Linked DNA regions of Homo sapiens: region 1 is linked to region 2. A link is an interaction called in ENCODE POLR2A ChIA-PET data of the cell type or tissue named here. Cell type or tissue: MCF 10A. All regions are shown on one strand. Links, peaks and the distances in the headings refer to the core of each region. The heading gives the core; the rest is flanking DNA.

Region 1 (5,377 bases), core at 127-5,126, 240 kb after region 2:
GGTGTATGCCCTGCCTCTGTTTTATTGCTGAATTGTGTCTCTCAGTGGAGGTTCTTAGAGGCTTTTCAACAAAACCTATGCTGTCAGCTAAAAGGCTTTTAGGACTTCATAATCATGGCACAGTATCTTTTCCTTTTTCTTAAAAAAAAGAACTTTTCCTTTCTTTTCCCCACCTTTTTGAAATCGTTAGCCTTCATGTGAACTGAAAGGGACTTCAAAACATTGGAAGAAAATAGTCTGAAAGCTCAGAGTGTGCTTGGCTCCTGGTAGGTATGAAGGCTTGATAAAGAGGCATCTTTTGCACTGACAGGTGTTTGTGTGCCAGTGTGGTGAGGGCTTTTGATGACAAAGCCACTTAGTTTTCTCTAGCTTACCCTTCCCTTTGTGCAGAGGAGTTAGGAAAACTCTAATAAAGTAACTAAATAATAAGGATAAAAAGTTAGCATTGTTGTTTTTTTCTTCATGTCCTCTTTTGTGCCCATCGGATTTTTGAGACTCACTTTTCAGGCCCTAAGTAAGCAAGAGGCAGAGGTGAGGAGGGGAGTGTCTGTCACTGTCCCTATGGTTCTGGAATATGCTGCTCTTCAAAGGTCTAGCATCAGCAGCAACATCCTTCTTGAAGCCAAAGGAAAATTTAGATGAGTGGCAGCGCTGTGGCTGAGGGTGGGTATGGAAAGGAGAGGCACTGGGTGGGGATGCTAAAATACTGCCTTCCTGTTCCCCAGAAGCGCAGTCACTTATGTTCCCCTTTATGGCCAAGAGCCCCCTTAACCCTCAGCATACAGTTTTCTTTCCCTTCGTGGGAACCAACTGAAATTGGCAAACTGTGACCGTTTGTGACGAGTTATCTCAGTCCTCACATGAGTTCTTACATGAGTCCCTCTATGACCTTGTGCACCTTTCCCAGAAAGATAAATTACATAGGTTACAACCAAAGGAGCATGTAATGCCTACTTGTTATTTCATGTGCCTTGTAAGAACCAGAGAGGGACCTCCTTGCTGAACCGCCTCGACCATGGAGTAAAGAGTTAGGACATCTCACTGTACAGCAGTCACCCCATTGTGGGCAAAACTATGTCAACCCCCTTGGATTTTTAGTAAAAAAAAAAAAAAAAAAAAATTTCACTAGCTGAGGATGACAATAAAATGGAGTGTTGCTGAATATTGTTCTAAGGAAACTAAAGGGGGTAGCTGAAAAATTCTTGGACTGGTCTCTGTGACTTGGTGTCCAGAAATGTTCATCTCATTATTTCATATGAAGAACAAAATTGGGCCAAGCCCAGATTTTGCTAACAACCTCCCACAGCTTTCAGCTGTATGTGAAAGTTAGTCCTTTGGATTTCAACTTGTTTATTTGGGATTCTCAAACATTAAGACTTGTGTGAGAGGAAGTTGGGCCCTGTATGTGAGCCATACTTTTTAATGGCTGGCAAGTAGGATTGTACGATGTCGGAGTTTGAAGTAGGCTCTGACCTCATGAGCTCTTACCTTCTTATATTTCAGAGGAGGAAAATAAGTCTTCCAACTTTTACTCCTTGGTTCCTCTCCCCAAGCCTTGTTATCACCAGGAAGTGTTAGATTGTTTGGGGTTTGTAGTTTGTGCTTGAGGGGGCTTGAGTGCTAGAACTATTCCATTGAAAATGGTCCTTGTTGGGGAAAAACAAGGATTGGACTTAAGATAAATGCTACGAGCTTATTTGATGAGGGTAGTATAATAATGTTCCATGGATGAATGTCATGGGTAATAAGAATAATGGCAATATTTATTATCTTTTACTATGTATCAGGTACTGGCGCTCAATAGTTCATATGTGTTCTCATTTAACTCTTAGAACAACCCAATGGGATATTGATAGAGGCAGTAGTGGTGGTGGTAATGGTAAGTAATAATGATTATAGCAGTTACTGTGCCTGCTTTATGTGGTTCATGTCATTTGTGTCTTACAATAATCCTATGTGTAAGGCACTGTTTATTATCTTTCCTACTCTCTAAATGGAAGACATAGAGGCTCCGAGATGTTATGTAACTTGCCCAAGGAGCTGGAATGTGAGCCAGTCGTCTGGTTTCAAAGTCTACTCCTATCAACCTTTCTGAACACATATAATTAACTAAATAGAGGTGTTCCCTGATGGGCACTTAATAAAAATTAGTGATGATGAGAAGTATTTTGGCCAAGAATATGTATGTGCATATATGACATGTACACATACACACACACACACACACACACACACACACACACACACAGAGTCAACTTCTGATTTTCTGCTTTGGGGCTAACCCTCTAATTGTGAATTCTAGAATGTCAGCTTCTTTTTCACTCAGCGTGTTTTCACCCTTGCCTAGCTGTTGGGGTCAAGGAATAGAAACTCATTTAACCTAATTCTAAGCAGAATATCTTTAGGAAGATTGTAATAATCACACAGTCATAGAATATTAGAATTGAACAAACATATGGAGACATGAAAGTCAACCATTTCATTTTAGAGAGGAGACTCAGGCCCTCCAGAGAGGCATTGATTATCCCAAGGCCTCTAGTTGATTAGTTCAGGGATTGCAACTAGATTTTGGGATATCTGCCTGCTGATCCAATGTTTTTCCATCTATGTGACCCTACCACTCAATGGCCTAGACTCTGAAACCAAGAAGAAATTGTGTTTTGTCTGTTTTGAATTATGGGTATCACTAATACGCCTCTGCTGATGTGGCTAATGTGTTGTTGACTGTTATGCTGTTTTTAGGTTCTTGTGGGTTTAGGTCACACTGGCAATGGAATCAACCTCTCCTCTCCCATCTGATTCCTTGTATCAGGAGTACAATAATAATTTTTTCCCCTAACACAGAGAATATTTTTTGTGGGTCTAGTGGACGAAGATAGTTAAGGAATTAAATTGACCACCACTCCCACATACCCCATACCATCAGGAAGGAAGGAGAGGCAGCATTATTAATGGAAATGCATTTTCTTTGAAGCTTGAATTTATTTTTTAAAAGAATATTCTTTCCTGACTTGGAAGAATTATTATTTGGTTGTAGGCATTTTATTATGTAGCTTCGTGTCATTATTGCATTGAGTGTGTTGCTATAGCTCCCACCAACTGTTTTAAGATGTTTTGAGACTGTGCTTTATATTATAAGGAAAGTATTTGTCACTCGGACTCTCAGAATTGAATTTGCCTGAATTAATTATGATTTGCACTCCATCCCCCTGGGCGGTATTGTGGGGGAGAGGTAATCCTTTCTGATGTCGTATAGAAAATCAATTCTGGCCTGCGGCACTGGCTAGTTGCTTGAGTGGGGGAACTTGTCACCCACTGTATGGTCTTTATTTCCCATTTTTCTTGGCCCTTTGTTATGTATTACTTTCTCTGGGCTGGTTTAAGAAGCCGCCAGGGCCAGGGAGCAGTGCTTGGAGTGATGGACAAGGATACTCTCCCATAAAGAAAATCACAAGGGCCCCAAGTTGGGTAATAAAAGGCCTTGTCAGTGGCTTTTCTTGTGTAGTCAGCATTGTTTATAGAGTGTTTTCCACTGAGAAACATAGACACTTTCTCTTTCGCCTAGGGGATAAGACAAGTTGAATGGCACTTGGTCAGATGTAGGGATTTGGTCTTGACTGGTTTGAGAATGTGCTGTCTTCTCCTCTGTCTTCTCTGAGGCCTCCCTTTGTTCCTTGGAATATGTTCCTCTTTCTTAATTTCAAGATGGGAAACTCCTTCATCTTATAAAACTCCGTGAGCAAATGTAAGAGGCAAAACAATTGATAAATATTTGTAACAACTATGACAAGCATAGGGTTGATATCCTTACTATATAAACAGCTGTTACAAAAAATAACCACCATGGAAAGGGCTATGGTCAAGTTTTAAATGCCTTGGGAACAGTGCCCTCAAGATAAAGCTGAGCAAAATAGCAGGACACAGAACTGAGCAGATGTAGATGTTAATGTAGATACACTCAGAGAAAGGGCTGAAATGTCCCCTTTTTCTTACATCCGTCAGGAGAGCCTACGAGTAATTTCTGCCTTGGCATGTGACCATGGTGCCTTGGCTTTGCCATTCCAGCCAACTGACCCTTTTGCTGAAAGTTTAATAGGGGATGAATTCACATGTGAATTCATAATCCCCTTATCTGTGCTAAGAGCATTCTGTAATGAGCCTGCAACAGAAAGAATCTTACATCTTGCGGTTTTGCTCTGACCCCACCTCTTGGCCTCCTTCCTAACCTCTCTATACCTCCTGGTTTGACGCTTTAGGTATCTGCCCCTTGTGGAGTCATTGCCTGCCTGCAGTATGTTAAATGAAGTTTTAAATAAATTGATTCACATTTCCTGCTAGTCGTCACATTGAGGCATTTAAGGAAGTATGGCATATGTGAGTGGGGAATATATTTTTGCTTATGAGAAGAGGAAAGAAAGACTTGTTCTCCTCTAGAATTTATTAATTTTGAGCCTTATTCTCTTTTATGTAGTGTGACTTTGACTATAAATCCACAAGCAAAGTCACAGTCAAACCACAGTTTAAGTTTTGAAGATTTATTGTTAAAATTTGCTCTCCCCCTAATGCTTTTATTATTTTCTCTTCTGTTCCCTGCCCATGGTGTGGGTTACAGTTAATGTTATCTACATATGTCTATAAATACCAAAAATATTTTTGATACAATGTGCATTTAATCAACTTTTTGTTACTGTTATACCATTTGTGTGGAGGAAAATTGTTTCTGTCTTAATGTTCTATTGAAGTGCCTTTGGAGTGATGATATCATAATCACTTTAATACATTTAAAAGCTTCAAGGCTTAGCATTTATTGAACAAAGCTCATTGAAGGAATATAACGGATGTCTTGAGGCTTTCCGCTGCTGTAAAAGGGACAGTATTGTTCATGGCCTCGGTAAAAGAAAATCTGAATTTTTATTTTACTTTGCACTGCATTGCAATTATATTTTAAAAGCTCTTCAAGCACAACTAACAAAGGGGCTGTTTTTATGAATTGTTATATTTGCATATCTCGGGGCTGACTGCTGTGAGTTTAAGATTAATAATGGACAGCAATTTAAAACTTTATCACCAAAATCCAACCTCGAGATCCTAAAATATGGCTTTCCCTTCCTGGATATCCTTGGAGAACAAGTTTTCCTAGGTTGGGAAGTGAGCGGAATTCTTACAAGTTTTGGCTCTTTGGGATCTCCGTGAAGAGAGAGCCATAGAGGGTTGAGATTGGGTGTGTGTGTGTGTGTGTGTGTGTGTGTGTGTGTGTGTGTGAAGTCCATGAAATCAGAGTGGGAAAATGGCATATGGGAAGCCGAGGGAGCCCCCACAGTCCTTGTGGGTTGAAGGTATGTTCTCTCAATCCCTGGACTGACACACAGGATGGGCC
Region 2 (5,377 bases), core at 110-5,109:
AGTGGAACTTTGGGGAGAGGTGGAAGCAGAATCCCAGGAGTTCAGAAAGGCAGAGCTTGAAGGGAGCCTGGCTGCCCTTGGTCCTGCACGCCCATTTCATGAACAGGGAAACTGAGGTGGCAGGCGGGACTGCCTATGCCCCTGGACACTGTTCTGTGCTGACAATACCAGGGATGACTCGTGGCTCTGGGGAAGAGACCTGTGTATTTTCCTTCTAGTCTGCAGTTACCTGTCCCCCAGCTGCTGGGGGGAAGGGGGTGTCACTGCTAATGCCCCACAGCTGCCCCTTCACTGGAGATGTGTCCTTAGCCAAACGAGAGCCACCGCCACGTGGAAGGCCACGCTCTGCCTGCCAAAACCTGGGCACACTGTGGCTGACTTCCATGGTGGTACAAGAGCGGGAGTAACTGTGTGACGCTCTCTATGCTCCAGAATCCCCGGGGAATAAGGCTACTGTGGGACTCCAGCTGAGACCACATTCCAGCTTCGCCTTCACCCCCTTCCCTACCCTACTTCTCTCACTCCCCTTCTCCTCCAAACCTCCACAGCAGATCATTTGAATGGAGTTCGGTCTCAGAGTCTGCTTCTGGGAGTCCACCTAAGACCCCATATTTCCTGGCCCAAGCCTCCCTTCTGAGCACCGCCCCAGAGCACCAACAGGGCTCAGAGCCAGGACTCCTTGGCCCTGGCCCTGGCTCCACTACATGACTGTGAGGAAATCACTGGTCTGCCCTGGGCCTCAGTTTCCCCATCTGTGTGATTGGTTGGCAGGAGGATCTTTCAGGGTCCCTTCCAGCTCTGAAGTTCTGTGACGTGACCTGAGGTGCCAGGAAGCCTTCTCCCTCCCCCGCCTAGCCCCACAGGCACATGGAATTCTGCCACTGGGGCATCACTTTTTCCTCGAAGGAGTTTTCACAATGCAAAAGCATCTGAGATGAGAATGAGCATCCAATCAGGTGATCACACCACAGGGCAGAATTTCTCAGTGTGGGGTTCTTGGATCACCTGCAATGAGTTCTTCACCTGAAGGGGTGTTTATTATTATTATTAATTTCCCTCTTCTGTCTCTCTTTTTCTTTTTGAGACACAGCTGTCTCCCAGGCTGGAGTGCAGTGATGCAATCTTGGCTCACTGCAACCTCCACCTCCCAGGTTCAAGCAATCCTCCCACCTCAGCCTCCTGAGTAGCTGGAACTACAGGCCTGCAACACCATGCCCAGCTGATTTTTGTATTTTTAGTAGAGACGGGGTTTCACCATGTTGGCCAGGCTGGTCTCGAACTCCTGACCTCAAGCGATCTGCCCACCTTGGCCTCCCAAAGTGCTAGGATTACAGGCGTGACCCACTGCGCCCAGCCTTCCTCTCCTTTTCTTGGATGTGATACCTTGGGCTGGCTGCAGCAGCTAGCTTTCAACCATGAGGAAAGAGCATGGCATGCAAACAACAAGCTAAGAATAGTGAAGCAGAAACATAAAAAGAAGCTGGGTTTTCGCTGGCATTTCTGAATCATTGCACCAAGCTTGAAGACCCTTACTTCCTATATGAAATAATTAAATATCTATATTGCTCAAGCAAGTCTTGGTTGACTCTTCTGCTATTTGCAGCCCAAAGCATTCCAAATGGAATCAACTGTCCTTATCACACTGAATTGTAATAGCAACCCTCTAGGGAGGGGATTATTATTGGCTCAGAGAAATGAAGTGACATAGTTAATGTCAGCTGGCAAGTGGCAGTGCCTCTTTGGGCAGGAGCTTTTAGGTTGGGATGATTTGATTATTGGTAAGAATTTAATTTCTGTCTCCTTCATTGCATCTGTCCTATCATAGTCTGACCATGGGGCATAACCTCCTCCCTTGCCATTCTGGTCTTTGGCCTTCTCTCTTTCTCTATCCATCCCACTCTGGGTCTCAGACTAAAGACCCAGGAAAAGCCATTGTGGAGTAGAGGGGAGGCAGCAAGTCACCATGGTGCATTCCTCGATGGACTTTCCCTAATGAGTGTGGCCAGATTCTGGTACCAATGACTGTGGAGAAACCCAAACCCAACTCAGAGATAATTCTGGCCTCTAAACAGCCCCTCTTTCGGGGAGGTGTTATAGCAAAAGAAAGAAAGAGCTCAGGGACACAAAAACAGACAGACAGAGGAAAGGAGGGAAAAACAGCAGGAGAAAGAGTAGAGAAGGAGGAGGGTGAGAAGATGGGAGAAGAGAGGATCTCAGGTTAGAGTTTGACAGGCCTGACATTGAATCTCAGTCCAGACACTGACGAGTAGGTGACCTAGTAGGGTAGGGAGATTCGAAGAGGTCCTTCAGAAGGCAGAGAATTTGAGAGCCACAGTGGGGTGAGCAGGGGGAGAGTAACTGCTCCAGACCCTGCAACTGATTCCCCAAACCCTGGGTGGTTGTTGTGTGTGTAGGGAGCCCTCTCTGAGGGCTGCCCCAGATTCATGGGGAAGGCAGGGGCAGGAATGGCCTTAGACTAGGGAAAAAAAGGAGGGCCTGTGTCCTTTTTCTAGCCCAGGTGTCGGATACACTCATGAAGGCACAGAAAGCACCTGAGCTTCGCCTCCACCGCCTTTGGGCAGTGGCCAGAGAGGAGCCTAGGGATGACCTTTGGCCTGGGCAGTGGGCAGAGAGGAGCCTGGGGTTGGCCTTTGGCTTGGGTAGCAGGTAGAGAGGATCCCAGTGATGACTTTTGGCTTGGGCAATAACTGGGGAGGGGCTGGATCATATGCCTTCAGGGCCTGGCATACAGCCAGTGCCCTCAGCTGAAGTACTGAGCCTGGGGCTGGTGGGTGAGGAAAGGAAGGAGCAGTTTTCCAGCATTAGTCAGGAGGCGCAGGGCTGGGGGTAGAAGGGGAGTGGCTCCTCTCTCTGGAACTTGCCCTGCTCACCTGTCTAATGCCTCATGCCTATGACTTCAGGCTGGCAGACATTGCTGTTTCCACAGAGCTTTCCCCAATCCCTCGGGCCAGATGTCTCCTTACGGAGCTGTTGTGGGGGTTTAAAGCATGTCAGGGAATTCGGCCCAGCATGGTGGCTCACATCTGTAATCCCAGCACCTTGGGAGGCCAAGGAGGGGTGGGCGTGGATCACGAGGTCAGGAGTTCGAGACCAACCTGGCTAACATGGTGAAACCCTGTCTCTACTAAAAATACAAAAATTAGCTGGGTGTGGTGGCATGTGCCTGTAATCCCAGATACTCGGGAGGCTGAGGCAGGAGAATTCCTTAAACCAGGGAGGCAGAGATTGCAGTGAACAGAGATCATGCCACTGCATTATAGCCTAGGTGACAGAGCAAGACTTCGTCTCAGGAAAACAAACAAACAACACAAACAAACAAAAAACAGAATTTTTAGACACTTATCTCATGAGGAGATGGAGTCTACGTCCCTTACCTTGAACTAATCTGATCAGACAAGAAAGGCCTCTACGACAGCCTTTTTGAACAGAATGTAGTGGAAGTGATGCCGTGTGACTTCCGGGGCTGGGTTAGAAAAGGTCACATCGCATCTCCCAGATTCTCTTGAGCCCTTGATCTGAGAGCCATCAGGTGTCCTGTAAGAAGTCCATCTCCCCTGTGGAGGCCTCCATGTGTAGAGACCACACAAAGTAAGAGGCAGACAGGGGCCCCAATTCATTCAGCCCCTGCTGTTTGAGTCTTTCTAGCCCAGGTGTCAGACACACTCATGAAGAAGCCCTTGAGATGACACAGTCCCAGCCCCAGCCACTCTGGAGCTGTCTGCCATGTGTGAGGTCCAGAGTGAGAACTGCCTAGTTGTGTCCAGGTAACCTCCAAATTCATGAGCAGAATAAAATGATAGGGTATTAGTTTTCAAGGCCTTCCTAGGTAAAACACAAATTGGGTAAAACAACATAAATTAATTTTATCACAGTTCCAGAGGCCAGATCTGAAGTCAAGGTGTTGGTGGGGTTGGCTCCTTCTGAGGGTTCTGAGGGTAATTTGTAATTCTTTTTTTGGGTTTTGTTTTTGTTTTTGGAGATAGAGTCTCACTCTGTTGCCCAGGCTGGAGTGCAGTGGTGTGATCTTGGCTCACTGCAACCTCTGCCTCCTGGGTTCAAGCGGTTCTCCTATCTCAGCCTCCTGAGTAGCTGAGACTACAGGTGCACACCACCCTGCTTGGCTAATTTTTGTATTTTTAGTAGAGATGGGGTTTCACCATGTTGGCCAGGCTGGTCTTGAACTCTTGACTTCAGGTGGTCTGCCCGCCTTGGCCTCCCAAAGTGCTGAGATTACAAGCATGAGGCACTGCACCTGGCCTCTGAGGGTAATTCTGTTCCAGGCCCTTCTCTCACCTTCTGGTGGTAGGTAATGCTTGGCATCCCTTGGCTTGTAGCTGTATCACTCCAACCTTTGCCTCCATCTTCACTTGTGTTCTCTGTGTGTCTTTGTGTACAAATTTCCCTCCTCTTATAAGTATACAAGTCATATTGGATTCCCTAATCCAATATGCCTCACCCTATCCCAGTATGCCTAATCTTAACTCATTACATCTACAATGATTGTATTTCCACATAAGTTCACATTCTGAAGTACTGGGAGTTAGGACTTCAGCATATCTTTTGGGGGGACACAATTCAATCCAGAACAGACAGTTATCATTTGAAGCCACTGTTTTGGAGTGCTTTGTTATGCAGCAGTAGTTACCCAGAACACTGGAAGTAAGGGATGGCTGGGGCAGCAACTAAAATACCAGTGTAAATGTAGTGAGATGAAAAAAATTTACCAGAACATCCTCTGGGAGGCTACTGTACGTGGCTGGAATAATTTATTTTCTGAGTAGTTTGGGGTTGAGGTGGGGCACCAGATCTTCCCCCTAAAAAGTGTATGTTTCAATAGCAACATGTAGTTGAATAATAACAGACAGCTTCCCTAATGCCTTCTAAAGTAGGAAAAGAACCTGGGTTTTGCTTTGTGGGATAGTCCTTTCTCTTAAATAAATGTTGAATTTTTATAGAAAGAGAACCAATTTGAATATTAGAGTGTTTCTGGCCTCTACATATCTCAGAATGGTGTTGTTTACTAATGCTTACTCCATCAGAACACTGATTAACTGTGAGGTGCAGTTGCCTGGTTAAGTGTTGGGCTTCCCCATAGACTGTAAATGACCCTGTGGGGAGGGACAGGCTCAGTCTTGCTCCCCACTAAATTCTCAGAAGTTCTTGGCACAAAGTAGGTGGTTCATAGTTATTTGCTGAAAGCATGAACATTGGAAAAGGAACAAATTGGATTTAAATCTATATGATGACTAAAGACACACAAATCTATTAGCTGCAAAACATCTAACAATGCTAGAAAAATTACTTTTGAAATCCCTTCAGTTAATGGAAGAGCCTTTAAGAAGGTAAGGGAATTACC

The links. ChIA-PET counts read pairs that join two places held together with the same protein. Peaks named below come from ENCODE experiments on the same cell type or tissue, not always from the same donor. Only the 100,000 strongest peaks of a DNase experiment are listed, where the experiment ranks them.
Region 1: POLR2A ChIA-PET joins it to region 2 with 8 read pairs; 2 of 35 experiments call an interaction of 5 or more read pairs at or near these places.

The regions. Positions count from the first base shown.
Region 1 is chr10:75,488,128-75,493,504 of GRCh38, forward strand. The region is part of intron 2 of LRMDA (leucine rich melanocyte differentiation associated); the gene reads left to right. Among named protein-coding and RNA genes, the nearest start is that of LRMDA, 59 kb to the left of the region's middle. In MCF 10A, for the core only: no CTCF peak of the experiment used is centred there; no DNase peak of the experiment used is centred there.
Region 2 is chr10:75,248,340-75,253,716 of GRCh38, forward strand. No RefSeq gene overlaps it. Among named protein-coding and RNA genes, the nearest start is that of COMTD1, 15 kb to the left of the region's middle. In MCF 10A, for the core only: no CTCF peak of the experiment used is centred there; a DNase peak (open chromatin) is centred at 2,832.